Regions from separate parts of the Homo sapiens genome. Here region 2 is linked to region 1. A link is a loop called in an ENCODE intact Hi-C map of the cell type or tissue named here. Cell type or tissue: ovary. All regions are shown on one strand. Each heading gives the region's core, and the rest is flanking DNA. Links, peaks and the distances in the headings are about the cores only.

Region 1 (12,309 bases), core at 1,617-9,616:
GGGCAGCTGATTCTCTAGGGCTCCCCTTGGCCTTCTGCTGCTCTCAGATATGTACTAGGTCATTTTGATTTTGCTGTGCTTTTATTCAAAAGGGGATAATTTACTTCTTAGCCCCAGTGAATAATGGTCCAGTACATCATAATGATTTGTTATCTCCTGTAGGTGGGACTTGTTGATTCTTGTATGTTTAAGAAACACCCCAAACATCCTTCACATGGCAACATGTATGGAAGTCATACCAACAAACTATTACCGCCCGCCTGATACAAAATTGCAACTAAGTTAGCAACACTTCTCATTTAATAACAAACTGTACTTAAATTTAAATACTATGTTGAACTCCTGCAAGTGTCTAATAATGGAACTCCCACCTTTTGTGTCAAGATGGAAGAATGAAAATGGTAGCTAAGATTCTGAAGGTTTATTCATTCATTGAGGTATAATCAAATATTTGTGTGTGTCATATGTAAATTGACCCTACTCACCTGGGGCTTATTGACATAATTTTGTTAATTTGACCACAGACCTAAAGAACTCAACTTTCCAAGTCACCTTGGTTCTAAGGAAGGTTTATTAACACCAACTCTCGACTGAACTTTATCACAGGGCAGCAGAAAAATCTCTTTCCAAATTATGCCTTAAATAAAGCTGTTCAAAGAGTTTTTTTTAAAGGCCTGACTTTTAGGCCTTTTGCTCACAGCTCCCCAGATGTCTGTTAAGAAAAGGGGAGATCAGTGAGTTTTCAGACTCACACAAATTAGAAGGCCAGCCGGCAGAACTGGGAAGACAAGGTACCTTTTAATTAGGAGGTATCAAATATTCCACTCACATTCAAGAATGTTATATGTTCTCTGCAGTGAAAAATATGAAGCACCTCTGTAAACTAGTTATGGACCTATAGCCTCTAGTTCGCAAAAACTTCAGGTCACCAAAAATGGTCATTTTTTTTTCTAACCTGCTGAGGCTGAATCTGCTTCCTTCAATTTCACTTTGAGACCTTCTTCAACTTCTCTTGTATCATTTTTGTCTACACCCTTGAAAGCCTTCGAAGGCTTCCGTGATCTATATAAAAAGTTGGCTGTCACTCCTGTTTCCCCATATGCGGGAGAGATCTGTGTCTTGGTCTCACCTGGTTAGGCCTGTAGGCTTTGAGTTCTTCCTATTATCCTCAGACACATTTACATTTACCCTTCCATAACACAAGTAAGCCTAAGTGGGTATCTCTCCATGGCCTCTCCCTGGCCCAGGTTATTTGGCTCTCTTAGCCTTAAGAAAATGGTATTTATGGCCGGGCACAGTGGCTCACCCCTGTAATCCCAGCACTTTGGGAGGCCGAGGCAGGTGGATCACAAGGTCAGGAGTTCGAGACCAGCCTGGCCAAGACAGTGAAATCTCATCTCTACTAAAAATACAAAAATTAACTGAGCACAGTGGCAGGCTCCTGTAATCCCAGCTACTTGTGAGGCTGAGGCAGAAGAATCGCTTGAACCCAGGAGGTGGAGGTTGCAGCAAGCTGAGATCGTGCCACTGCACTCTAGCCTGGGCAACAGAGTGAGACACCATCTCAAAAAAAAAAAGAAAAAAAGAAAAAGAAAAGAAAGAAAAGAAAAAGAAAAAAGAAAATTGTATATACTAGAATTGAAAAAGGGAATGCTAAAATGACAGTGGAGTCATTTATACACTTTTGCAGAAGATCAAGCTCTGTGCCTCAAGTAGCCTTAAGTGCTGAGTACAGATGCTCCTCAACTTAGCGATGGGGCTACATCAGGATAAAACCATCATAAGCTGAAAATATATTTAATACACCTAACATACTCAACACCATAGCTTAGCCTAGCCCACCTAAAATGTGTTCGGAACACTTACATTAGCCTACAGTTAGGCTAAATTATCTAGTACAAAGCCTATTTTATAATAAAATGTTGACTATCTCAGGTAACTTTTTAACACTGCACTGAAAGCAAAAAAAGCAGAATGGTTGTATGGGTGTTCAAAGTATAGTTTCTACTGAATGTGTATCACTTTTAGTACAATACAAATAGAGTAAGGCTGGGCACACTGGCTCATGAATTTAATCCCAGCACTTTGGGAGGCTGAGGTGCAAGGATTGTTTGTGGCCAGAAGTTTGAGACCAGCTTGGACAACATAGAGAGACCCTAACTCTACAAAAAAATTTTTAAAAGGTTAACCGAGTATGGTGGTGCATGCCTGTAGTCCTAGCCACTTGGGAGACTGAGGCAGGAGGATCACTCTTGCCCAGGAGTTCAAGGCTACAGTGAGCTATGATCATACACTGAATTCCAGCCTGGGCAACAGAGTGAGACCCCTCTCTCTCTCTACACACACACACACACACACACACACACACACACACAGAGTGAGACCCCTCTCTCTACACACACACACACACACACACACACAAATACACATAGAGTTAAAAAATTGTAAGTCAGGGACCATCTGCACTGGGATAAGACTGGGGAGGCTGATGTGGGCTGGGGCAGAACCATGTGAGAGGAAGATGCTGAGGATGAGTGTGGAGATGAGGGAAGGAGAAAGCCACTGGTGGCCAGTCCTGGGAGTTTGAAGTTATGGGTAATCCCTCTCCTCAGTCTGCCCAGTGACTTCTCCCATAAATTCTACACATTCACTAATGCTCTGGATGTGAGTGCCTAATTCTGAGAGAATGGGAAGAATTGCTGACATCGGAGATGAGCACACACAGAGAGACAATAATACATCTGGGATGTGCTTGTTTCCTAGGCTTTCTAGGTGTATTTCTCTTCTAAGAAATCTTCCTTGTTAAAAAGCTTTTAGCAGATGATAAAACACAAGCATACTCTCCAAATCAGGTCAGAAAATATTATCTGAACAATTTATGACCCACGGTCCTTCTTTTATAACACAGTCATTTCTCAGCATCTGTGGGAGATTGGTTCCAAGACCCTTGAGGATACCAAAATCCGAAGATGCTCAAGTCTCATATAAAATGGTGAAGTATTTGCATATAACTTACATATATCATCCCATATGCTTTAAATTATCTCTAGATTGCTTATAATTCCTAATACAATGGCTACATAGCACTTCATTCACGTAAATTCAACATAGTAGCGGCACATTCAAGTTTGGCTTTTTGGAACTTAGTGGAATTTTTTTTCCCTCAGAATATTATTGATCTGCTGTTGATTGAATCCACAGATGCCAAATCCATGAATATGGAACGCACAGATATGGAGGGCTGGATGTACTTAGCAGTAATGTCTTGTATTAGGTTTTATTTAGACTCCCAAATTAGCCCCCTTGGGTCATCATACTCATTTTACAGATATGTAATTAAAGAAATGGAGGTTACATGATTTGCTCAAGGTCACAAAACTAAGTAATAATGTTCTTTAGACCACAATGAATGCAATCTAAGCCTCCTGTCTCCTATATCCAGACTTTCTCACTGTATTAAACTGTTCCTATAAAATCCAAGTCCCTTATTTTGCAGAGGAGTAACTCAAAGATTGCTAATATTGGGAGGTCCCCATAGAGTTTATGGCTGGCCATGGTTCTAGCATTGAACCATCGTCAAATCTCTCTGTTCAAATGACTTGATCACAGCTTTAAACTGAAGCCATTCAATTCCTGATATTCAATGCTTTAAATATGCTATAAATTCAATAGCTTCTATTTATTCAGCTGCCTGAAACTATGAATCTTTTTTTTAAATCAAAAGTTCAGTAAGGACCTTAATTAAAAGTTCAGTAAGCCTCATCGGATATGGGCTGCCAGGAGCAAGGAAAAGAACACCAGACTCAATTTGGGAGACCTGGCCCTGATTACTGACACCCGCATCAGCGGAGCAAGCACTGGCTGTGCCTCATTTGCATTAAGATGGGTTTTCTTCCTATTCATTATTTCTTCATTTTTCCTCTAAAAATAGGCAAAGTCATTTAACCTCTCTGTGCTTTTGTTTGCACATCTGTACAATAAGAATGAAGTCACTTATTTAACAGGGTTGTTATAATGATGAAATGAGTAAAGAACATGATGGAACACTGAAAATCATGAGGTTCCCCTCTTCACTTTTCCAAATATAATCATGATTAAGGCCAGATTGTCCCAGATTGTTTAAGAGTGTCTATATGGAGGCCCTAAATGCTGGCTCTGTAAATATTCCAGATAGGTGTGGCAATTTAATGTGTGTGGTCTAGCAATGGAAAAGGAAAACAAAAGGGCTGAATTTCTTTCCTGTGCTCAGGTGAATGGGGTCAAAATGGAAACAGCATGAGAGGGGCCACAGAAGGGATTCACCAGGAAGAAGAGGAAAGGTGGGGCTGAGGTGGCCAGGACAGCACGACATCACATCTGACCAAGGCATCCTCAGCCTTCCTTCAGAAAAGCAGCAGAAGGAAAAAGGTATCAAAAATCACAGTGTGGAACTCAGGCTTGAAAGAAACCTTAGATGTTGTCTATTCTTTTTTTTTTTTTTTTTTTTTTTTTTTGAGATGGAGTTTTGCTTTGGTTGCCTAGTCTAGAGTGCAGTGGTGCAATCTCAGCTCACTGCAACGTCTGCCTCCCAGGTTCAAGCAATTCTCCTGCCTCAATCTCCCGAGTAGCTGAGATTACAGGCATGTGCCACCCTGCCTGGCTAATTTTGTATTTTTAGTAGAGACAAGGTTTCACCATGTTGGCCAGGCTGGTCTTGAACTCCTGACCTCAGGTGATCCACCCACCTCAGCCTCCCAAAGTGCTGGGATTACAAGCGTGAGACTCCGTGCCCAGCCAGAGATTGTTTAATCCTCTACCTGGCTGGTGAAGCAATCTCCTATCACATCACCGGCAACAGACATTCATCCAGAATTGCCTTGACAAACTTTATTACCAGAGACAGCCTCCTTGAAAAAACAACTCCATTTCCATCCTAACCGTTAGAAAGTTCCTGTGTATACTAAACTAAAATTCAAGTCTAAGGGCAGTAATTGTCAAATTATTTCCACTCTAACCACTGCCTTTACTCCTTATGGCAAGGAAATAATTTTGTGATGAGATAAACATAGGTTTTAAACTAAATTTTATTTTCAACAACCTAGTGGAGACCCCTCACATTGCCTGGCTGATGTAGCTGAATTCAGTGTGAGACAGTTATGCAACTTTCCAGTGCTTACCACACATCTGCTATTGATTATCGTGAGCATTCAGAAGCAAGCAGCTCTGCTCAAGACACCCAGTGATAATCTTTCTCCTCAGTGTGCTCACTCCAAGGGGGCAGAAAACAATGCCAAGACAGGTTGAGTAAGGGGCCCTACTTGACTGTATTTGAGCAGTTAAGAGCTTTATTCAAGTTTCTGAACAAAATTTGAAATGTGAAATGCACAAAGAAGACAAATGTAGTACTCCATTTGTGGAATCTGGACCACAGACTCCTGGTCTGAGATCTATTTGAAAGTCTAACCCACTTCTAGTTGCCATAATTTGATTTTGGCATTGAGTTTCTGACATGGGTAGAATCTATTAACAATTGTGCCAACTGATGACTGCTTAGGAGACAGAAAAGGCTGACATAGGCTTGCAGTTGCGAGTAGCCAAGGCTGACACTCAACAGAAAAACTCAGCAGGTGGTGAAAATGTGAACTGAAGCAGAACTTACCCAAACAGGGCTTCAGGAAAAATGGGAGGTTATTTTTGCAGGTAGCAGTGAAAGGCATGCATCAGAAGTTTTTCCTCTTGAATAGGTCAGGTTACAAAATTTAAGTTACTCAGCCTCTCCTTAAAGAAGAGCTGCAGAAATATATACTAGTTATGATTCACAAAGTTGTAGGCATCATGAAAATGAATGCATTTTCTGAGAAACTGCTCACCTGAACAATGTGCTAGCCTACCTAAAAAAGATGATATTAAGTCCATAAATTTCCTAGTACAAACAGGAGATCTAAAATTCACCAACCTTTTCAATCTGAAGTCTGTTTCAACAGACATTTTACTACTGAACTTAGCAAAGCCCCATCATATGCCATTTAATTTTCTCAATTTCAGTGATATATAATCAGCCCATATCAGATAGAAAGAAATGATCTAAATGGGTACATTGGCTACCATTCCCCCTAATGATTTTATGCTGCAGAGTAAGCATGAGAAGGAGCTGGGAATTTGCTGTTCCCTCTTCTCCCTCTAGTCTCTGCATGGACTTTTACACTGTGAGCATCTCACACACTGATAATGAATGTTGTGTTTAAGGCAAGGTATTGTTTCTTAGCAAAATGCCTCAAAGACAAGCTAACTCTAGTATCTGGTCTTAAAGAAATAGCAACCTGTTTCAATGCTAAGGAAACAGTGGCAGTAAGTCTTATACTTAATAGGAGATGGTATATCAGCCTCCAACCTGGTAACTTCCTAAGAGGATTTTTAAAATAATACTGACCCCATACAATTTTCACTTTACACATTACTCGTAGTCTTAACCAAATTGGCATCTTACAATCTCATATGTTACAGTGATGCGGTCAAGAGTTGCTGAAAAAGACATGATTTTAGTTCTGAGGTCCCCAAATTATGTGCCAGTGTACCTCAGGGCACTACAGCAAATTCACAGAGGTGTGCAGGATATTTTGTCTTTGAGGGAAACAAAGCAATACACAACATTTCTCAGATGCTTGCATGAATGACTATTTCAAGCGAATTCACAGTTTAACATATTGTGTTATTTTCCTTTTGATGATGTCATTTCTTTGCAAAGCTAGGTTGTTGGTGGTTGCTGTGATAAAAGGCAAGTATTAGTTGAAATGTGATGTGGAACAGGAAATTAGGGTATTGGGATTCAACCCAATTTCTAAGTTTGAGGAACTGCAATAAGTTTACTGCCTCACAGCTCGAAATTCACCCTTCATTACTCACTATGTGAAGACACAGAAGGGACCTTTACATATTTTTTCTTTTGTTAGCTGGTACCATTCTAAGCTTCATCAGTGGAGAGTACTGTAGAGACATTACAGAAAGAAGCAGTTTTCCTTCCTGGTTCCGGTACACTCTTTCTGCAGGCTGCTGCAAACACGCATGGCTCCTAGAGTATCCACACCTTCTTCAGCAACTGGCTCCTGCTGAACATGATGGTCAGCACCTCCCAGCCTCCAGCAGCTTCCACTGGCATCCCTCTCGGTTGATTTTGCAGCAGAATGCATCCAGTGAAAGACCTCCACATGAATAGCTTTCCTTAGCATCTTAGAGGGTAGATTTCTAGCAAGTTCTGCCAGCATAGCACCCCAGTGACTTCTCTGCCAGCCCAGGAGCCACAGCAGGCCATGACCTCTCCAGCAAGGTCTGGAGCAGAGAGAAGCATGTGTTTGGGTGCTCTATCAGACCCACGGCCCACGGGTAGGGGCTGCTCCTTATATCTGCTATTCCTCTGTTATTTAAAGTTCTCTTTACTTCCTGTTAGCTAGTCCCCATTATAGTGAACTACTTCTCTTTTTCTTAACAGTTTTCTTTTGTATTTTTTAAAAATTGTGGCAAAATACATATAGTATAAAATTTACCATCTTAATAATTTTAAATATACAGTTCAGGAGAATTAAGTACATTCACATTGTTGTACAATCATCACCACTATCCATCTCTAGAACTTTTTTCATCTTGCAAAACTGAAACTCTGTACCCACTGAAGACTAATTCGCCATTCTCTGCTCCTGTCAGCCCCTGGCAACCACCATTCTACTTTTTGTCTCTATAAATTTGACTACTCCAGGTAACTTACATTCAGTGGAATTAAAGAGTATTTGTCTTTTTGTGATGGCTTATCTCACTTAACATCCTCAAGATTCATCCACATGGTAGCAGGTCAGACTTTCCTTCCTTTCTTCCTTTTTAAGGCTGGGTGATATTCCATTGTATGTGTATATCACATTTTGTTTATACATCCTTCTGTAGATGGATACCTGGATTGCTACCACCTTTTGGGTTTTGGTTTACAAATATCTCTTTGAGATGCCTTTTCAATTCTTTTGAGTATATACCCAGAAGTAAAATTGCTAAATCATATGGTAATTCTATTTTTCATTTTTAAAGGAACTGTCATATTGTTTTCCTAGCTAATACTTGTTTATTTTAAACTTTCCTTTAAATTACTGTGTACTTTATATTCTCATTAGACCCTGACCAATATATGCAATGCCCAACAGGTACATACATTCCATTAAGAAATGAAGAGTAACGTAAAAACATTATTTTTAAATATTTCAATATATATGTATTATTTTGTACAACTACAAAGTTATCAATACAGAAATACTAAGTTGTTTGGAACTAAGTACTTAACAAATGAAACTGCTAAGTATTTCTTTTGTCCTAGAAATGGCATGAAAAAAATTACTGAGACCACTAAGGGTGCATGAGCCAAGAACATTTGGAAGGCTCTGCTCTAGCCTACATGTTTCCAGCTGCCATTAGGACCTGTCTGCTTGAATGGTTCCTTAGGCTCGCCCTATCTAGGGGTATCCCTGAAGGCACAGATGGAGCCTTAATATTAACCGTACTTAATATTATATTTCTTTATAAATTTTTCTCACTTAGGCACTGGGGGCTACAAACCTTACAATTATCTTTGACTTATGCTGCTCTGTCTCCCCTTATTTCTAATCTCACATCAAAATGTTTCCTGGATTGGCCTTTTTTTCTCTCCATTCCTGCAGCAGTCAGTAAAGCCATCATCTCTAGTTAGCGTTGCCTAACAGATTTTAAGCTAGTTTCCCTTAAACAAGACAGTGGGTTGAAAATTCAAATGCTCACTGAGGCTAGAAATATGTTAATTCATACCTGCCACACAAGAATTGGCTGCCTCAGTCCTTGCACCCATGAAGGCAACACCAATAGGACAGGCTGTGGGTGAGGCCCCATTCCCAGGATGCCAGCTATTACAGTGTGGATGTTTGTCCCTTCCAAGCCTCATGTTGAAATGTGATGGAGGTGGGGCCTGATAGGAGGTGTTTGGGTCATGGAGGTGGATCCTTAATGAATGGCTTGGTGCCCTCCCCATGGTAACGAGTGAGTCCTTGCTCTATGAGTTCATGCGAGAGCTGGTTCTTTAAAAGAGCCTGGTACCTCCTCCCCTCTCTCTTGCTCCCTCTCTGTGTGACACATCTGCTCCTTCTTCACCTCTGCCATGAGGAAAAACTTCCTGAAGCCTCAACAGAAACTGAGCAGATGCTGGTGCCATGCTTGCATAGCCTGCAGAATCAGGAGCCAAATAAACCTCTTTTCTTTATAAATTACTCAGGTTCTTCTTTTTGGCAATGCAAAACAGACTAATACACCAGCTGAAGTACCAACTTCTCACTCTCAAAGAAAGCAATGGCAATGCAAGTGAGTGTGAATGATGCTACTTGAGGCAAAATCATGAATGTGCGCCCACACACACATAGATATGAGTGGTTTGAAAAGGAATCATTCAGAAATTTTTGACACTTGTTTTCATTAACTGGAAATTACTTGAGACAAACCTTATGATGAATCATGACACCCTGTGTGGTCACACAGCGGGGGCAGCTGCTGCTGGTCTATTTTTTCAGCTGTTATATCCGCTTTTTACCCTACCCAAAGCCATACTCAGGTCCCAACTCCTCTTAAAAGCCTACTGAAGCCCACAGTGGACCTATACTTCTACAGTGAACTTGTGCTATACTTAAAGTTGATAATCTTGATGTTAGTTGTCTTTGAGGCAGCTCCATAAGCTATTTAAAACACAAGATTATACCTTGCATTTGTTTGTTCTCCTTTCTAGAGCATACAATGCATGCTGGACACTTTCAAAGCACTATATAACTAATAAAATAATCATTTAATAATTTCATAATACTGAATTATGATAGCATATAAGAATAATCTTAATCTCCTCTTCCCCAAAAAGTACCTTACAAGAAACTATGTACATAAATATCTGCTATCTTCAAAGAAAGAAAACAAGACAAGAAAATCTGCATGGCATCTGCAGAACCGAGGTTAGTAATTTTCGACAATCTATAAAACTATCAAGTTTACAAAAGTTCTGTCAGAAAAGGAGCCAAGAAAAAAATAAATCTGACAGCTGCAAACCTTCTGTTTTACAACATGCACAGAATGGACGCACTTCCTTCGACATCCTTATAAACAGAGTGCCGAGCAAATGCAAACATCCCCGGTAGAAGTCCAGTGGACTCCAGACTTAATTAATGGATTGTGCTTATCTTTACAGAGGCAACCTTACTAGCCACCTATCAACCCCACCACAATTGCTTTAGGAACTATTAATAAGATGGATTGAACAAAATTCCATTTCAGTTGATGGCATTTCCAGGGCAAGCAAGACACCAGCAGCGGCTGCCCACTGTAGAACAGCAGCAATCTCACCATCCTCGGATTGGAAACTTTGTTTCCTTTAAGTTAAGAACTAACATCCGGCACTGGACCACCTGAATATTTAGACTAATAAATCCCAGATGGGAATTCCAGACACCTCTTTGCTAAAGACATGCAGGCGATAAACATTCTATTAAGCAAGTCTCCTAGGAGTGAGCTTCCCTTCAGAGACTGAAAAAAGTAACGCCAGCCAAAGAAGAGGAAGAGAGGGAGAAAAGAAAGAAAAATGCCCCCAGGTAGAGAATAACCAGTCAGAAGTGAAGGCTGAAGACCAATGGCTATGATGGTTGGGTGACCAATGGAGATTCTTTGAGAAAGATAACTTAGTAACATGACTAGAGATAGCAGCCAAATTGCAAGAGGTTGCAGAATGATCTGGTGTTGAGAAAGCAGAGACAGCACTGGTGGACTATTCATTCAAGAAATTTTCCTGAAGGGAGTAAGTTGAGAGAGTACCCTGAGGAGAAAGCATTATCAAAAAAAAACCCTGCAAATTTAGCACAGCTTTAAGTGGCTTTGAGGAAGGAATATGACATTCCCATAACTCTCCCATTGGCCAACACCAAATACGGGGAAGCAGGGTGACACCCAGCTCTTACAAAAACACATTTGCAAGAATTTTCGTGGACTCTGACATGGGTCTGAATAATGCAAATTTAAAAAGATAAAGTCAAAACCTTCTTCATGTTCAGTGGCTGGTGCTGGTTCCGCAGCTCTAACCTAAAGGGGACAACACAAGGTGCTATCTCTGAGAGGCTACCAAGCCCCAGATTATGCTCTTAGCAGTACAGGAAATACTATCATTAGAAGGGTGATACCTTGGGTTAAACTCTGATTTTCTGTTCTACCATCAGGTTCTTTTAAAAACACTAAACATCCCTTGGAGGAAAAGCCGGTGGATGACTAACAGCTAAGAGTAAAGAATTCACTCATCTCTTTGTTCCTTCCCTTCAGAGATGAGGACTAGAGGGCACCCCAGATAGGAAACAGAGATACAGAAATTAAGGCTGTTACAAGGGTAGGGAGAAGAATGAACACAAACTTGTCCCATTCCCAGTTCTGCCCTGGCCACTAACCCCATGCCTGCCTAAGACCAAGAAGACAAAGAGGACTGAATATAGCCAGCAGACAACTTGCAAAGCAGAAGTGAGAGTTTCAAATGATTAGGGTTCCTTCTCTTCAGTGATGCAAATTTTTTTAAATGATGTAAAATACTCAGAACTGTTTTGATTGAGATTTCCATCTCTACTTCTCTAAACAGATTCAGCCCCTAAAGGCCAGGAACCAAAAAAAAATGACTTCCGTGAAGATATGATTTCTTTTGATGTGCTTCCAATCTGTGGGTGAAAATTTTGGTGGCACTCTTATCCCAGAGTTAGCCAGTCTTCTCATCTAAGGCAAAAGCTGAAATCAAGTATATAAATGAAACTATAAAAGGCTCACATCCATAAATACGGTACCTCTGAGACTGAGCAAACACAGCAGTGATAGTTGAAGTCAGATGGCTTATAGCCCAAGGATCGTAAGCTGGTAGCCTTGGGACCGAACCCACCTCATGTAGTTTTTTGTTTCTTTGTTTGTTTTAAGTTTTTTAACTGAACTTCAATGCCTTTAGATGAGACCTGTTGTTTCTAAATTTACCACAGGTCTCACGACTTGAGATTGTTCACATAGAGCACTATTTACACATTCATATTACTTGCCTGGTTCCTGTGGACATTTGAGTTTGGGACCATTGACTTATATAGACTAACATTAAAAACAAATAAGCAATCTCTCGCTTAGGTGGAGTTCTGGTGCTGTTTCAGAGCAGAGCACTGGAGGGTTATTGAGCAACAGGATCACTAAAAAACGATAAACCACAACAGTGTGCAACACCATTGTAATCAGATTTAAAAAAAAAAAAAAAAAAGCAGGAGACCAAAAACACCAGTG
Region 2 (12,309 bases), core at 1,874-9,873, 350 kb after region 1:
AAGAAAATATAAAAGCAACACTGCACAGCCAAAAAATATAAAAATTAGAATAGATCCCTGAGGAAAATCAGGCAGAAAAAGACATTTTTATAGATAGCTAGTGTCAGGAAACTTAAAGAAACAAAAAGACAAGCATTATACCAATGGTATAACTAATAAAGAAACGGTTCAGGACATATTGGTGACAATTTGGGTGAAAGGGTGAAAGGCATGAAGCTGTGAAGGAAGGCCCTGCCCTAAGAAAAACTATCTCAACCTGGAGGTTGAGAGAAAGAAGGAGACCTCTCTATCATCAACGAAGTCATTTAAGAATAACTTATATAAAAATAATCATGATAGTTGTACTTGAGGACCTTGCATTAAATATTAGCATCACTGGACTCACTACTAACTCACATTAAAAAATTAGAAATATGGCTGGGTGTGGTGGCTCATGGCTGTAATCCCAGCACTTTGGGAGGCTGAGGCAGGTGGATTACCTGAGGTCAGGAGTTCGAGACCAGCTTGGACAGCATAGTGAAACCCTGTCTCTACTAAACCCTGTCTCTACTAAAAATACAAAAATTAGCCAGCTGTGGTGGCACACGCCTGTAATCCCAGCTACTTGGGAGGCTGAGGGAGGAGAATGGCTTGAATCTGGGAGGCAGAGGTTGCAGTGAGCTGAGATCATGCCACTGCATTTCCAGCCTGGGCAACAGCAGGCTCCGTCTCAAAAAAGAAAAGAAAAAATTAGAAATACATTATTAAGGAAAGGTCAGCAAGTTAACCAAAGAAGGGAATTAATAGAAACTATCTTCCACTTATATAGCTTGGTATTAAACAGACCATTATTAGATGTTGATGTCTAGTTAACGTTCCATATTCTTCTAAAAATAGTATTTACATGGTCATTGTGTAGAATATCTGTAAGATATAAGAAAAACACACCCAGACCTTTAATCTCAGTATCTTGATAGAAATATTGATTTTTTTGGTAAATATATTTCCATTTTTTTCATATGTAGTTTGTATGAATTTGCAAGCAGGAATTCAGGCGAGCAAATTTATGGTGGGCAGAATTTTGACCCCTGTGATCTTTGTCCTCTGGTATAAAGCCTTATGAATATGTTGCTTCACGGCAAAAGGGAATTCAGTTTGATAACCATTTGATTTTAAAATAGGGAGATTATCCTGGATTATCTGGGTAGAAATGGAAGTGGAAAAGGAAGGCAGAGAGTTGGTTAGAAAGATGTAATGGAAAAAGAGGCAGGAGAGATTCAGAACATGAGAAGGACTCAACCTGCCCCTGCTGGCTTCACAGATGGAGGATGGGGGCCATAAGCCAGAGAACATGGGTTACCTCTAGAAGCTGAGACTAGCCTTTAGCTGACAGCAGGAAAATAACCACCACAATGAACTGAATTCTGCCAACACCTAGATAAGCAAGAAAACAGATTATCCTTTAGAACCTCCAAAAGAATCCAGCCTGCCAACATCTAGATTTTAGTCCTGTGGGATCCATGTCAGATTTCTGACATACAGAGCTGTAAGATAAATAATGTATGTTGGTAGGAGGGGTTGGAGAAAAAAAGTATCTGTTAAAAAGCCACTAAATTGACTACTATGCCTATGGAGTAGCCATTCTCTATTCCTTTACTTTCCTAATAAACTTGCTTCCACTTTATGAATTTGCCTCAAACTCTTCTTTGTGTGAGGTCCAAGAACATTCTCTTGGGGTTTGGATCAGGACCCCTTTCTGGTAACATCTTCCTGATGAATCCCAAAGAAGTGATACTGAGGAGACCCCGGACTCAAAGGAAACAGACTGCAGCACTGATTGGCTGACTCTGGGTAAGTGGTGCTGTACCTGGGTAAAGGATGGGATTGGGTTAGAGGCCCAGCTTAGGGGAGTTAGAGTCTCTCCTAAGACAGAGTGGGTTAAAAGCCCCTCTTAATAAAAGGCAAGGATGCTTGACCAAACTTAGGGTCAAGGCTGAACTTAGGAAGGTTAGAGTCCTCCCTAAGATTTAGGGGGTTAGAGACCACCCTCTCAGTAAAGTCCCTTTTGGTTAAAAATAGATTTGTTATTATGGGAAGTTAACCACTATTCTCTTTGGATTAATCTGCCTTGCATTCTTTGCTGAAGGCTATGGGTGACAGGGTTAGTCATGTACAGGACCGTGGGGCATGGGGAGCTTTTTCATCCCCAAAGGGGGAAACTTTAGAGCTGACGGAGCTGCTGGAAAAGATCCCTCCCCAACTGACAAGTGGCTGCCTGAACTTTTGATTCAGTGTCACTGCATTGGGTGGGTCTTTCTCTGGCCTCCCTGAGCACCTTGCCTTCCCCACCCTGCCTCAGGCAATGCTTTTCTCCCTTTCCTTTCCCTTTCTTATCTTTTCTATTACTCAGGACAAACATCTTGCCCAGAGACCACACACTGAAAAATGTCCTTGTAATCATGTGGCAGTACTTTTGCTTGCTCTCCCCTTTCCAGGGAAAAGGAATTTTAGGGTTCATGTCATAGTCAGCTCTAAAAATTGTCTTGAGCAGTTAAAACCCATTGCAAAGCACAAAATTGGATGCTTTAGGCTCCTTCTGGGAAAAAGCATCAGAAACTGCCCAATGCTGTAGCTTAGTGGCTAAGGCTTTATCTTTTCTTAATGGTGGCCCAGGTTCAGGGTTCAATTCCTTGCTTAGTGAATGAGTCCTTTCTGGTTTGTCTGTGTGACCTTCACTATTTGTTGATTCTCTTCCCCTCCACTAACTGTCTTGAATTTTCCTTTCTCTGAGCACAAAAATATTGGCTGTTTGGCCTGGCTAAAGTCATGTAATAAGAGACTTAAAAAGATTTTTTAAAGAGTACTATGGTTAAAAGTCAGCTTTTTAAAAGTGGATATTCAAGTTTTATGGGACTCCCTGGGAAAAACAGAGGAGGCACCACAGACCCTGTTTTGGGAAAAACCTCTGTTTTCCTCATGAAACCCCTGGAATTGAAAGCAGATAAATCCTTCTCAAAATCTAAAGCTCTGTTGTATTTTGCATTGCCTTATCTAATGGTTTTGACTTTTGGGGTTAGCAGAAATTACTTCACACTATGAGAGAGCTTTGGTTGTAATAACTAGATAGGAAATGTACTTCTGGGGCTGGCTAATGGAAGTTATGGGGAGATAGCTCTTTGCATGTTTGGATTAGAGAAGCATGCCTTTGGCTACCTAAAAGAAATGAAAATGTCCCTACCCGCTACTGAGAGGTAAGACTCTCATGAAAGATGGGCTAATTACAGAATGGGCTGATTGGCTTTGTATTGCTTTGCAATCAAATGCATGGCAAAATCACTGCATTGTCTTATTCCATAGCACTTCTCTTTCTTTGGGATCCAGGATCTGGTAAAAAATGAGACCCTTAATTTTGAGGGATGTTTTGCCTTTCAGCTGTGCCTGCTTATTAGGCCATAGGAACTTCATGCTTTCCTGGCCCTGTTCCTCCAAGGGCTCCACCCTGGAGTCAGTAATTAAAAAAACTGGCAAATGAAAAATCTTAAAATTACTGGATCTTCTTCTGTCTATATTTATATGTGATGTGTGTATGATTTTTATTTTATTTTATTTTTTTTAGTATTTATTGATCATTCTTGGGTGTTTCTGGGAGAGGGGGATTTGGCAGGGTCATAGGACAATAGTGGAGGGAAGGTCAACAGATAAACATGTGAACAAAGGTCTCTGGTTTTCCTAGGCAGAGGGCCCTGCTGCCTTCCTCAGTGTTTGTGTCCCTGGGTACTTGAGATTAGGGAGTGGTGATGACCCTTAACGAGTAGGCTGCCTTCAAGCATCTGTTTAACAAAGCACATCTTGCACCGCCCTTAATCCATTTAACCCTTAGTGGACACAGCACATGTTTCAGAGAGCTGGGGGTAAGGTTATAGATTAACAGCATCCCAAGGCAGAAGAATTTTTCTTAGTACAGAACAAAATGGAGTCTCCTATGTCTACTTCTTTCTACACAGACACAGTAACAATCTGATCTCTCTTTCTTTTCCCCACATTTCCCCCTTTTCTATTCGACAAAACCGCCATTGTCATCATGGCCCGTTCTCAATGAGCTGTTGGGTACACCTCCCAGATGGGGCGGCTGCTGGGCGGAGGGGCTCCTCACTTCCCAGACGGGGTGGCTGCCGGGTGGAGGGGCTCCTCACTTCTCAGACGGGGCGGCTGGTCAGAGACGCTCCTCACCTCCCAGATGGGGTGGCGGCGGGGCAGAGACACTCCTCAGTTCCCAGACAGGGTTGCGGCCGGGCAGAGACGCTCCTCACTTCCTAGACGGGATGACGGCCGGGAAGAGGCGCTCCTCACATCACAGATGATGGGCGGCCAGGCAGAGATGCTCCTCACTTCCTAGACGGGGTGGCGGCCGGGCAGAGGCTGCAATCTCGGCACTTTGGGAGGCCAAGGCAGGCGGCTGGGAGGTGGAGGTTGTAGCGAGCCGAGATCACGCCACTGCACTCCAGTCTGGGCAACATTGAGCACTGAGTGAGCGAGACTCCATCTGCAATCCCGGCACCTCGGGAGGCCGAGGCTGGCAGATCACTCGCAGTCAGGAGCTGGAGACCAGCCTGGCCAACACGGCGAAACCCCGCCTCCACCAAAAAATACGAAAACCAGTCAGGCGTGGCGGCGCGTGCCTGCAATCCCAGGCACTCGGCAGGCTGAGGCAGGAGAATCAGCCAGGGAGGTTGCAGTGAGTCGAGATGGCGGCAGTACAGTCCAGCCTCGGCTCGGCATCAGAGGGAGACCGTGCGGAGAGGGAGGCGGAGGGGGAGGGGGAGGGGGAAAGGGAAAGGGAGAGGGAGAGGGAGATTGTATGATTTTTATTTACTTAGTTTTTCTCCCCGAGATGGAGTCTTGCTGTCACCCATGCTGGAGTGCAGTGGCATGATCTTGGCTTACTGCAACCTCCACCTCCTGGGTTCAAGCAATTCTCCTGCCTCAGCCTCCTGAGTAGCTGGGATTACAAGCACCCGCCATCATACCTGGCTAATATTTGTATCTTTAGTAGAGATGGGGTTTCACCATGTTGGCCAGGCTGGTCTCGAACTCCTGACCTCATGATCCACCTGCCTCGGCCTCCCAAAGTGCTGAGATTACAGGCGTGAGCCACCGCGCCTGGCCGTGTGTGTGATGTTTACATAAGAAAGAGCTTTATTTGTTTTAAAAATAATAAACGCTTAACTCAAATATTTTGTCAGAAAAGTAAAAACTTTAATGCCTTTTAGTTCACATGACTTTAGTAATCTTGGAAATAAAAACAGCTTTACATGCAAGATGTGTAAGGAAAGCGAAATGTGTTTTTTGTAAAAGATTATAAGATGTCATGAGAATGTAGATTTTTTTGTGTGCCTAAACGGTTAAAGGATTGTTTTAAGTTAAGTAGAATAAAGCTGAAGGTTTGAGTAAGTTGTGGAAGATTTGTGAAAAATTAATCTTGTAAAAGAAATTCTATGTGTGAACATATTGGCTAAAGTTAAAAGGGTATTCATTGGAATACCCTTTGGAATATTGGAATAAAGGCATAACAGGTTTTTCTTACAGCACTAATCTGTTCTTTAACAAAAATTTGTAAAGATTTGTAAAAGGTTTATGAGAATCTTACCTTATGATCAGACATAAAAATTGGATAGATTTGTCTATAAAGTTTTATTAAAAATTGGGGTTGACATTAATAGTACACTAACGCAAAGGGTAAAATTTGGTTTTCTCTCTTGAACAAGATTTTCATGTACTATCAAAAAAAAAGAAAGATTTTTGTTTGCCTTTTAAATAAACTATAGGAAAAAGAAAGAAAAGAAAAAAAAAGACACAGATTGTTTAGAAAGCTAAGTCTTCCCTCTTAATGAATAAAGGTTTTTGCCTCTAAAAATATTTTTAAGTCATCATTTTGCCTGAATGAATAACTTATGGTGGCCTGGGATTCTATTTTATGTTATCGTGTTTTAAACCTTTGATGTCTGACAAACTTTCCAAAATCATACTCTAAATTACGTTTTTCTCTGACCTAATTAATCTTTTAGATATTAGGTCCCCTAAAGTTCAAAAGAGACATATTTGGCTTATTTGGTACAAAAATCATGTAGAGCCGGGCATGGTGGCTTACACTGGTAATCCCAGCACTTTGGGGAGCTGAGGCAGATGGATCACCTGGGATCAGCAGTTTGAGATCAGCCTGGCCAACATGGTGAAACCTTGTCTCTACTAAAAACACAAAAATTAGCTGGGCGTGGTGGTATGTGCCTGTAATACCAGCTACTTGGGAGGCTGAGGCAGGAGAATCACTTGAACCCAGGAGGCAGAGGTTGCAGTGAGCTGAGATTGCACCACTGCACTCCAGCCTGGGTGACAGAGTGAGACTCTGACTCAAAAATAGAAATAAAAATAAAAATCATACAGGAAGTGTAGTCAAATATAAAATGGTATTTGGCTTTCTTTGGGCTGTATTTGTATAAATGTAATTGGTGTGTATTCCAAAATCATGTAAACTCATAATTCTAATATGACTTAGTTTTGTTATTAATAGTTATAATTGTTATGTAAAATTGTTGTATGCCAAAGAAGTAACCAAATTTTCTTGTCAATTGTGGCTCTTAATAGTGGCTGACCTAAGACTGTCATCCACAGACAATTGTCTAATTTTGATCCTCTTCAAAAGGTGGTTTATAATCAGCTATAGGACTTTGACAGGTGCTCTTAAGTGCACATTTCTAATAACTTTGGAGATTGTAACATTACAGTAGACGAAAAAAGTTTCAGGACTCGCATGGAGAGCTGAATGTTCATGAATATCAAGCACAACAGGAGTTAATTACATAGACTGAATTAATAGAAGACTGAAGTAATCTTTTTGACTTTTTTGTTTAAAACATTGCTGATCCTTTGTTTTGTGTTTCAGAGCCAAGAAAACTTTCAAGTTACTTACAGCTTTTATCAATTGAGTAAAGTCTATTCCTGTGAACAAAATTTGGAGCATATTTATTTCTCTCTACCTGATTTCTCCAGAATTGGAAATTATTTGTGAGCATTCTCAATTTATGGCAATATAGTTATTTGCATAAGTGCAATAAGTATCTGTTTTCTTTTGTAACGGGACACAATTGGAGACACTGGTTATTTTACCAAGGTTTTGACTGGAATAGCATGCTTTCTTTTAAGGAATCAAATTTGACTTATAAATCCAATAAAAACCCCTTGGGAAACTGGCCTCACCTCATACCCTGTCTACATAGTCCCTGTATAGAGTTCCAGACCTGTGGTAAGTAAAGAATGTCAGTTTTTGACAGGCCCAGAAGCCCCAAATTATCTTGGGATCTCAAGAGAAGAGGAACTTACCCAACTCATAGGTATTTGACAGTACAACCCCATAGCTGGGCTGGGCTTTTAAAAAAGTCTTATCTAAGATTCCTTTGATGGAACAAAAGTTCCATCAAAGCTAATTAAAATAAGCCTATGCGGCAAATAATTATTCCTGCTGCACTTTATACAAATAATCAGGCTAAGTATAATAAGGCAAATTGGTTTTACCATGATTTGTATTTAGTAAAAATGGGAGATTGAAGAGAGAAAAACTATGTTTCAAGAACTATGGTACAGTTATTATTAGATTGTAACCTCATCAGTTGTTTTTGAGGATGTTTTCCCTGCAATTTAGACTGAACACTCATTCCTGTGAACCAGTCAGTGATCTCTGCCTGCTGCTCAAACAAAACAAGGGGGATGGATAATGTAAAAATATAGATCAATATTGTAATTCTGGGCATATATTGGAATCAGGTAGTGACACCATATCAGCTTGGTTTCAAATTGCCCAGTTCATGGAAAGCTTTCTTAACTAGTTTACTTGGGATAGTTTTGTTTTACTGTTGCGGAATATGTTGCTGCTGTACTCTCCGTGTAAGAATTCAGGGTAAGTTTACTCAATGTTATCTTAAATTGGACACCTATTAATCTTCCAGATATCACCTTTTGCAGAGTTATGGATGGCCCTCACCATACTGATGCTTTCTGACTAAGCTCCTCTCTACCCCAAATACAAGAGACCCTAGTAGTTAGGCAGGAATATCATCACCCCTATTCAGCCTGAAGAAGCTACAGAAGATGGATCTTTGTCCCTCTAAAACCCTTAGCATTAAGGGTTCTCGTATGAAAGGAAGGTGGGAAATATGTCAGAGGCGTTTGAACCAGAGCAATTCCATCTTGAATAGGAGCTGGGTAAAATAAGGCTGAGACTTACTGAGCTGAATTCCCAGGAGGTTAGGCATTCTAAGTCACAGGATGAGACAGGAAGTCAGCACAAGGTACAGGTCATAAAGATGTGATAAAGAAGCTGGCCAATCGCATCAAAACCAATATGGCCAAGAAAGTGACCTCTGGTCGTCCTCAGCACTCATTATATGCTAATTATAATGCATTAGTATGCTAAAAGACACTCCCATCAGCACCATGACAGTTTGCAAATGCCAAGGCAACATCAGGAAGTAATCCTGTGTGGTCTGAGAAGGGGAGGAGCCCTCAGTTCTGGAAATTGCCCACCCCTTTCCTGGAAAACTCATAAATAATCCACCCCTTGTTTAACATATAATCAAGAAATAACTATAAATATTATTGGTGCACTAAACCAGGAAGAAGCTGAATCCCTGAATAGACAAATTAACAGGCTCTGAAACTGAGGCAATAATTAATAGCCTACCAACCAAAAAAAGTCCAGGAACAGATGGATTTGCAGCCAAAGTCTACCAGAGGTACAAGGAGGAGCTGGTACCATTCCTTCTGAAACGATTCCAATTGATAGAAAAAGAGGGAATCCTCCCTAACTCATTTTATGAGGCCAGCATCATCCTGATACCAAAGCCTGGCAGAGACACAACAAAAAAAGAGAATTTTAGACCAATATCCCTGATGAACATTGATGCAAAAATCCTCAATAAAATACTGGCAAACTGAATCCAGCAGCACATCAAAAAGCTTATCCACCATGATCAAGTGGGCTTCATCCCTGGGATGCAAGGCTTGTTCAACATACGAAAATCAATAAATGTAATCCATCATATAAACAGAACCAAAGACAAAAACCACATGATTATCTCAATAGATGCAGAAAAGGCCTTTGACAAAATTCAACAGCTCTTCATGCTAAAAACTCTCAATAAACTAGGTATTGATGGGACGTATCTCAAAATAATAAGAGGTATTTATGACAAACCCACAGCCAATATCATACTGAATGGGCAAAAACTAGAAGCATTCCCTTTGAAAAACTGGCACAAGACAGGGATGCCCTCTCTCACCACTCCTATTCAACATAGTGTTGGAAGTTCTGGCCAGGGCAATTAGGCAGGAGAAAGAAATAAAGGGTATTGAATTAGGAAAAGAGGAAGTCAAATTGTCCCTGTTTGCAGATGACATGATTGTATATTTAGAAAACCCCATCATCTCAGCCCAAAATCTCCTTAAGCTGATAAGCAACTTCAGCAAAGTCTCAGGATACAAAATCAATGTGCAAAAATCACAAGCGTTCCTATACATCAATAACAGACAAACAGAGAGCCAAATCATGAGTGAACTCCCATTCACAATTGCTTCAAAGAGAATAAAATACCTAGAAATCCAACTTACAAGGGATGTGAAGGACCTCTTCAAGGAGAACTACAAACCACTGCTCAATGAAATAAAAGAGGACAAAAACAAATGGAAGAACATTCCATGTTCATGGATAGGAAGAATCAATATCGTGAAAATGGCCATACTGCCCAAGGTAATTTACAGATTCAATGCCATCCCCATCAAGCTACAAATGACTTTCTTCACAGAATTGGAAAAAACTACTTTAAAGTTCATATGGAACCAAAAAAGAGCCCACATTGCCAAGACAATCCTAAGCAAAAAGAACAAAGCTGGAGGCATCATGCTACCTGAGTTCAAACTATATTACAAAGCTACAGTAACCAAAACAGCATGGTACTGGTACCAAAACAGAGATATAGACCAATGGAACAGAACAGAGTCCTCAGAAATAATACCACACATCTACAACCATCTGACCTTTGACAAACCTGACAAAAACAAGCAATGGGGAAAGGATTCCCTATTTAATAAATGGTGCTGGGAAAACTGGCTAGCCATATGTAGAAAGCTGAAACTGGATCTCTTCCTTACACCTTATACAAAAATTAATTCAAGATGGATTAAAGACTTAAACGTTAGACCTAAAACCATAAAAACCCTAGAAGAAAACCTAGGCAATACCATTCAGGACATAGGCATGGGCAAGGACTTCATGTCTAAAACACCAAAAGCAATGGCAACAAAAGCCAAAATTGATAAATGGGATCTAATTAAACTAAAGAGCTTCTGCACAGCAAAAGGAACTACCAGCAGAGTGAACAGGCAACCTACAGAATGGGAGAAAATTTCTGCAATCTACCCATCTGATAAAGGGCTAGTATCCAGAATCTACAAAGAGCTTAAACAAATTTACAAGAAAAAAATCAAACAACCCCATCAAAAAGTGGGCAAAGGATATGAACAGACACTTCTCAAAAGAAGACATTTATGCAGCCAAAAAACACATGAAAAAATGCTCATCATCACTGGCCATCAGAGAAATGGAAATCAAAACCACAATGAGATACCATCTCACATCAGTTAGAATAGCAATCATTAAAAAGTCAGGAAACAACTGGTGCTGGAGAGGATGTGGAGAAACAGGAACACTTTTACACTGTTGGTGGGACTGTAAACTAGTTCAACCACTGTGGAAGACAGTGTGGCTATTCCTCAAGGATCTAGAACTAGAAATACCATTTCACCCAGCCATCCCATTACTGGGTATATACCCAGAGGATTATAAATCATGCTGCTATAAAGACACATGCACACATATGTTTATTGCGGCACTATTCACATTAGCAAAGACTTGGAACCAACCCAAATGCCCATCAATGATAGACTGGATTAAGAAAATGTGGCACATATACACCATGGAATACTATGCAGCCATAAAAAAGGATGAGTTCATATCCTTTGTAGGGACATGGGTGAAGCTGGAAACCATCATTCTCAACAAACTATCGCAAGGACAGAAAACCAAACACTGCATGTTCTCACTCACAGGTGGGAATTGAACAATGAGAACACTTGGACACAGGAAGGGGAACATCACACACCAGGGCCTGTTGTGGGGTGAGGGGAGCGGGGAGGGATAGCATTAGGAGATAGACCTAATGTAAATGACGAGTTGATGGGTGCAGCACACCAACATGGCACATGTATACATATGTAACAAACCTGCATGTCGTGCACATGTACCCTAGAACTTAAAGTATAATAATAATTAAAAAAAAAAAAAGTATCCTTGATGAAGTAGCCTAAGCTGCTGCTCTGCCTGTGGAGTAGCCATTTGTTATTCTTTTGCTTGCCTAATAAACTTGGTTTTCACTTAAAAGAAAAATAAGTGGCCAGGCGCGGTGGCTCAGTCCTGTAATCCCAGCACTTTGGGAGGCCGAGGCGGGTGGATCACCTGAGGTCCGGAGTTCAAGACCAGCCTGATCAACACAGTAAAACCCTGTCTCTACTAAAAATACAGAACTGGGCCGGGCGCGGTGGCTCACGCCTGTAATCCCAGCACTTTGGGAGGCCGAGGCGGGTGGATCATGAGGTCAGGAGATCGAGACCATCCTGGCTAACAAGGTGAAACCCCGTCTCTACTAAAAATACAAAAAATTAGCCGGGCGCGGTGGCGGGCGCCTGTAGTCCCAGCTACTCGGGAGGCTGAGGCAGGAGAATGGCGTGAACCCGGGAAGCGGAGCTTGCAGTGAGCCGAGATTGCGCCACTGCAGTCCGCAGTCCGACCTGGGCAACAGAGCGAGACTCCGTCTCAAAAAAAAAAAAAAAAAAAAAAAAAAAAGAACTGGCCTGACATGGTGGCACGCAGCCTGTAGTCCCAGCTACTCGGGAGGCTGAGGCAGAATTGCTTGAACCCGGGAGGCGGAGGTCGCAGTGAGCCCAGATCACGCCACTACTCTCCAGCCTGGGCGGCAGAGCGAGACTCCATCTCAAAAAAAAAAAAAAAAACAAAGGAAAAAGCCACTAAATTTGTGGTTATTAGTTCCACAGTGATAGAAAATGAATATAGCAAAAAATACCATGTTTTTATTTCATTTAAATCAAATCTTATACAATGCTGAATCCTCATACTGCAGGCCTGGCAGGATATTCAATCCCTTACATTACTGAGGCCCTTTCCTCTACCAGTAACAGGATCTCCTTTTCCCACAACACCAGGCG

What was found. Peaks named below come from ENCODE experiments on the same cell type or tissue, not always from the same donor. Only the 100,000 strongest peaks of a DNase experiment are listed, where the experiment ranks them.
Region 2: it touches region 1 in a loop (7-fold over the local background); 35 of 110 quality-filtered maps call a loop at or near these places.

What each region holds. Positions count from the first base shown.
Region 1 is chr5:119,341,065-119,353,373 of GRCh38, reverse strand. It overlaps LOC102723444 (a long non-coding RNA gene), which reads left to right. Exons shown (of 5, transcript XR_007058912.1): 3 at 2,909-2,992; 4 at 4,250-4,407; 5 at 6,930-12,309. It also overlaps a transcript of TNFAIP8 not described here. Among named protein-coding and RNA genes, the nearest start is that of TNFAIP8, 8.8 kb to the left of the region's middle. RefSeq lists an enhancer at 12,250-12,299. In ovary, for the core only: no CTCF peak of the experiment used is centred there; no DNase peak of the experiment used is centred there.
Region 2 is chr5:118,990,984-119,003,292 of GRCh38, reverse strand. It overlaps a transcript of DMXL1-DT not described here. Among named protein-coding and RNA genes, the nearest start is that of DTWD2, 8.6 kb to the right of the region's middle. In ovary, for the core only: no CTCF peak of the experiment used is centred there; no DNase peak of the experiment used is centred there.